Linked DNA regions of Homo sapiens: region 2 is linked to region 1. The links are chromatin loops, found by intact Hi-C in ENCODE. Cell type or tissue: PC-3. All regions are shown on one strand. Each heading gives the region's core, and the rest is flanking DNA. Links, peaks and the distances in the headings are about the cores only.

What was found. A loop is a pair of places that touch in the nucleus more often than their neighbours do. Peaks named below come from ENCODE experiments on the same cell type or tissue, not always from the same donor. Only the 100,000 strongest peaks of a DNase experiment are listed, where the experiment ranks them.
Region 2: a loop joins it to region 1, with 9 times the contacts of the local background. A loop is called at or near these places in 2 of 110 quality-filtered maps.

The regions. Positions count from the first base shown.
Region 1 is chr7:18,407,529-18,410,457 of GRCh38, forward strand. It overlaps a transcript of HDAC9 not described here. Among named protein-coding and RNA genes, the nearest start is that of HDAC9, 87 kb to the right of the region's middle. RefSeq lists an enhancer at 1-417. In PC-3, for the core only: no CTCF peak of the experiment used is centred there; a DNase peak (open chromatin) is centred at 1,133; H3K27ac peaks cover 1,558 bases.
Region 2 is chr7:18,547,165-18,550,093 of GRCh38, forward strand. All of the region lies in intron 2 of HDAC9 (histone deacetylase 9), which reads left to right. Among named protein-coding and RNA genes, the nearest start is that of HDAC9, 53 kb to the left of the region's middle. In PC-3, for the core only: no CTCF peak of the experiment used is centred there; no DNase peak of the experiment used is centred there; H3K27ac peaks cover 2,284 bases.

The sequences.
Region 1 (2,929 bases), core at 160-2,659:
TTCATCAGTTCACCAGGTAAGATCTTGGATAAAAAAAAAAATCATCCCATTGTTCACACAGTCTCTAGCAGAATGTGGGTAGGCACTTAATAACATTACAATGCAGTTTGAATTCTTGAAACCCTGCAAAGCATTTATGAGTTAAATGTTAGAGCACTAGGATGCACCATTCGATAGAACAATAGTAAAACTGGCAGAACTGTTTTTCATATGTCAATTAAGACTGCACTCCGGAGACCATTAAGGAAAAGGATGCTGCTATTCCCCGCAGTTAAAGGAAATCTATTGTGTTTCCTTTGGTCTAGATATATAAGTTCTGCAGAAAATGTCTTTCAGTAGGTTAGGATCTGCTAAGATTTGATCCTAAATTATTTTTCAGATAGAGATAATAAAATCATAAGAAGAAACACTTTGGATTCTAATGGAGTGAGTTTGAGTTCTGGCCATATTCAATTGTGTGTCGATGGACAAATTAACCTCATACTTACATCGTACTTACGTCGTGGAATTATTGAGGGGATTAAATGAGATGATGTATGTATAATGCTTAGCATTATACTTGGCGCAAAGTTGGTACTCAATAAGTGTTAATACTTATTAGTATGATGATTTTGTTAATTTGATGACAAAAGGGGATGAATTGTGTTAAAATCAGCAAATATTGAAGAACCAACCTAAAGGTTTTTCCTCACTAGATTATCAGCTACATGAAGGCAAGTATGTGTTGTCTTTTAAAAAATTATTGTTTCTACAATACATAATTCTTGAGTTATAGAAGGCACTCAATGAAGGAAGAGAATGAATGAATGAATGAACAAATTCCTAACTTGTGTCTGTCTCTTGGCCTTTGAGTATATAGGTATTTTCACAGCCATAGGAAAATCAGATGCTATAATAATAATTCTACTAGCTTTCTGACATAAATCTTTTAATTTCCTTCTTAGGAGGCTAGTTCACATAAATAAAACACTAGAAAAGGAAAATAGCTCTTCCTGGTTCTGTAAGTTCAAAAAATAACCAATTTCTTAATATGGCAGTAATTCCTTGTATGACTAGCTGGGCTGGGACTGAGACCAAGGACCTTGACACTAATGGGCCGTTTATGAAATTTACATAGCCTGAAGTCATCCTATCGGAATGTCCTTAGTAACCATCACCATTGTTACAGAAAAGAATTGGGAGGCTTTTTCTTTCTTGCAATGATTTCTTTAGTTTTTTTATGTTGTGGGTCCTATGGTTGAGATCATGGTTTGGGTATTTACATAAGAGCAAACAGTCCTAGAAGTATGTAATAATTTCTAATGCAGCTCCTTGGTAAAAAGAATGCAACAAATGACACAGATCTACAGCACAACATTAGAAAAGGCGCAGATTAAATTTGAAACAAGAGCAACCTAGTGCAAATAAAACCCTTCAGGTAGCAGCTTTTTGGAGATAATCAAATCCGTTTTTAGACTTCCACATTTTCCTAACTTTATGCCCTCCATAAGGATGTGATTTCTGATATGCGTTTGTGTGCTTTTACTTGTTGGTGACTTTTGAAAGAAGTCAGCCCTGGAATGTAGTTGCCTTGCAAAAAAATTCAAGGGAATATTTTGTAGGTTTTGCTGTCTATGCCTTGGAAGCAAACAAATTATGGTACAGGACTGGAACTTTACCTACTTGTTAATTGGCAGGTTAAACTTTTATGAGTTTCTGGTACCCTGGCGATACATGACTATTAAAATTTGCAGGTGGTTCAAGGGGAGAGAGATGTAAGTTCCTGTGCTAGTAATATATCATAAAAGTGTGTATTTCATGTGCCTGTTGTGAAAATGGAGACTTTAATACTCTTTCACAGTATAAGCTGATTAAGGAATCTTTATGGATCTCATTAACGATGGGCCTTTTTTTCACAGAAAGTGAAAAGTGTAATGCTTATAGACAAGCATAGAAGAAAATAATTAGCTTGGTAGTGCCTCTTTGAGACTGAGTTTAGAGCACCCTCTGCATTCCCTTCCCAACCCTCAGAAACTGCCCTTGTCTCAGAAATTGCTTCTACCACATGAAATACTGTAAATCTGTCATTTTATTTTTACTTTCAAAAGACCGTGTTTGCTTAATTTTACTTACATTTAATAGATGGTATGTTTCCTTTTTCGAGTCCATGTTTTCATTAGGAAATACAAAGACATATACTGTGGCTAGTGATGTGATTCCACATAATGAACTAAATTTTGGAAAAAGTGATAAGGGGATTGTAGTTCTTTGGAAACTCTATTTTCTTATATTTTACATGTAATCTTAGGATGGAAAGCTCCTCAAATATTGGCTAAATTAAACATTTGCCCGAAAATCTTAGAAGTAGATCTTTGTATCCAGGAGCATAGCTTGTTTTAGCATAGAGAAATAGTGATATGAATTAGCTTTAACTAAGAAAAGGGTAGTAAAGTGAACAATAGAAAGTATTCGTTTTATTTTAAATTTTTAGTCCATAATTTTTCTTTACCCATTTTTTTTTGGAGAATTTCTGTCTGTTTCTCTTAGTATCATCATAATCTTAATATAGCACTTTTGGAACACTAGATTGTGATTTAGTTTCTTCACTCTCTTGGTAAATATATAATGTAGTTTGAAGGTACTTCATCCATTGGCACTTGTTGAAAAATTCATTCTTTAGAAATGGTTATTTTCTAAATTGGTTTAACCTATGGTCAGGGTGATGGAGCAGCAAGGGAGGTGGGACTGCATGGGGCCAGGGGATGGAGAGACTTAGGGACAAGATGAGTGTGTCATGGAGAAGCTGAGGACCACAGGAAGGCATTGGCAATGGACATAATGAAGAAAGAAGTAATGCTGGATGAACAATCCTGTTGGGCTTTTAGCTCTGACATCAGTCATAAAAATTTTGTCTCCCAAATTGGTTGCCAAGAACCTATAGTTCTTTGTT
Region 2 (2,929 bases), core at 148-2,647, 140 kb after region 1:
GTCTTGCCTCAATGTCGATGGCTGCTGACCAATCAGGGTGGTGGTTGCTGAAGGATAGGGTGACTCTGACACTTTCTTTTTTTTTCTTTGAGACGGAGTCTCGCTCTGTTGCCCAGGCTGGAGTGCAGTGGCACGATCTCCGCTCACTGCAAGCTCTGCCTCCCGGGTTCAGGCCATTCTCCTGCCTCAGCCTCCCGAGTAGCTGGGACTACAGGCACCTGCAACCCCGCCCGGCTAATCTTTTGTATTTTTAGTGGAGACGGGGTTTCACCATGTTAGCCAGGACAGTCTTGATCTCCTGACCTTGTGATCTGCCCTCCTCGGCCTCCCAAAGTGCTGGGATTACAGGCGTGAGCCACCATGCCCGGCCGACTGTGGCACTTTCTTAAAATAAGACAACAATGAAGTTGGCTGCATCGATTGACTTTTCCTTTCATGAAAGATTTATCTACAGCAAGTAATGCTGATGTGGTTTCATAGCATTTGACCTACACTAGAACTTCTTTCAAAATTGAAGTCAATGCTTCTCAAACCCTGCTTCTGCTTTATCAGCTAAGTTTATGTAATATTCTGAATCCTTTGTCATCATTTCCACAGTGTTCACAGCATCTTCACCAGGAGTAGATTCCATTTCAAGAAACCCCTTCCTTCCTTCCTTCCTTCCTTCCTTCCTTCCTTCCTTCCTTCCTTCCTACCCTCCCTCCCTCCCTCCCTCCCTCTCTCCCTCTCTCCCTCTCTCCCTTTCTCCCTCCCTCTCTCCCTCCCTCCATTTGCATTCACAATTTTGTGGTTTGGTTCAAGAGGCCTTGCTCTCCACCTGTCTTGGCTGTCAACATGCCTTCCTAACTCAGCTTAATCATTTCTAGCTCTTGATTGAAAGAGAGATGTGCAACTCTTTCTCTTTCACTTGAACACTTAGAGGCCATTGTAGGGTTATTAATTGCCCTAATTTCAATATTCTTGTGTCTCTGTGAATAGGGAGACCTGAGGAGAGGCAGAGAGTCAGAGACTGACTGCTGGTCAGTGAAGTCGGAACACCACACACAACATTTACAGATTAAGTTCGCCGTCTTATATGGGTGTGGTTCGTGGTGCTCCAAAACAATTACACTAGTAACATCAAAGATCACTGATTACAGATTACCCTAACAGATATAATAATAATGAAAAAAAATTGAACTATTGCAAGAATTACAAAAATTTGATAGAGACATAAAGTGAGCACATGCTGCTGGAAAAATGACACTGACACACTTGCTCAAAGCCGAGTTGCCACAAAACATCAATTTGTAAGAGGAAAAATATCTACAAAGCACAATAAAGCAAAGCAAAATAAAATGAGATATGTCTGTAGTTGTATCTGGTATGTAATTAGCTCTTGGATTTATTGCTTTAATAAGTGTATGTGAGTCTATTGGTGTAACCTTCACTATGTAAAAAAAGCAACACTTTTGTAACACATTTATGACAAAGGACTCATATCTAAAATGTATAAATAACTCAACACTCAACAGTAAAATAAACAACCAGAGCAATAAGGAAATGGGCAAAAATATTAAAAGACTGTTCACTGAGGAGGATATACAAATATCAAGTAAGCACACAAAAATGTAATAAATATCAGTGGGTAAATATATATATCTCTATGATAATAGCTGGAATTCAAATTATAATGTCAAATGCTAGTGAGGATGTGGATAAATTGGAGCGCTCATACATTGGTATTGGGAATGTAAAATGATACTGCTATTCTGGAAAATAGTTTGGCTGATTCTTTAAAGATATAAAAAATAGGCCAGGTGTGGTGGCTCATGCCTGTAATCTCAGCACTTTGGGAGGCCAAGGCGGGAGGATCGCGAGGTCAAGAGATCGAGACTATCCTGACCAATATGGTGAAACCCCATCTCTACTAAAAATACAAAAATTAGCTGGGTGTGGTGGTGCGTGCCTGTAGTCCCAGCTACTCAGGAAGCTGAGGCAGGAGAATCGCTTGGACCTGGGAGGTGGGGGTTGCAGTGAGCTGAGATTGCACCACTGCACTCCAGCCTGGTGACAGAGCAAGACTCTGTCTGAAATAAATAAATAAACAAACAAACAAATTTACCATATAAGCCAGCAATTGCACTTCTGGAAATTTGTCCTACAAAAATTAAAACTTATGTTCGCACAGAATATTGTGCACAGTTGTTCACTGCAGCTGTTTTCATTTGAAATAACTCAAAACAATAAACATTCACAGTGTCCCTCAATAGCTGAATAGTTAAACAAACTGTGTGGTACATCCATGCCATGGAATACTGCATTGCAATAAAAATGAATGTACTGTTGATACAGACAACAGCTTGGATGGACCTCTAGGGCATTATATTGAAGGAAAAAAAGCCAATTTCAACAGTTTACATATGGTATGCTTCAATTTATTAACATTTTAAGGATGTTAACTTCCTGATTTTGATATTGTACTATTATTATATAAGATGTAACCATTGGGGAAAACTAGGTGAAGCTTTCACAGGATTCCTCTTTGTACTACTTTTGCAACTCTCCAAGAATCTATAATTATTTCAAAATAAAAAGGTGGTTTTTTTTTTTTGGTAAAGTCATATTTTATGCACACGCACACCCACACCCACACATACACACAGTTTCTTATGGGGAAATGTTATTTTGAAGTAAATTGGGAATGTAGGCATTTCATTTATTCTTTCCAAAATCATTTGTTTCTACTTTTGCAGGATTTTTTTTCTTCTTCCTCCTCTTTCTCTCCCTTCTCCCTAGTTCTTTTTTTTTTGTAGGATACTGAGATAGCTTACTTTTCTTGCTTAGGAATGCCTTCATTTTTTGGAAAGGCATTCTTTATTTTTTTTTTACCATTTTCAACTCAATTTTAGTTATTTAATTTTCCTGTCATTATAATTTGGATATATAA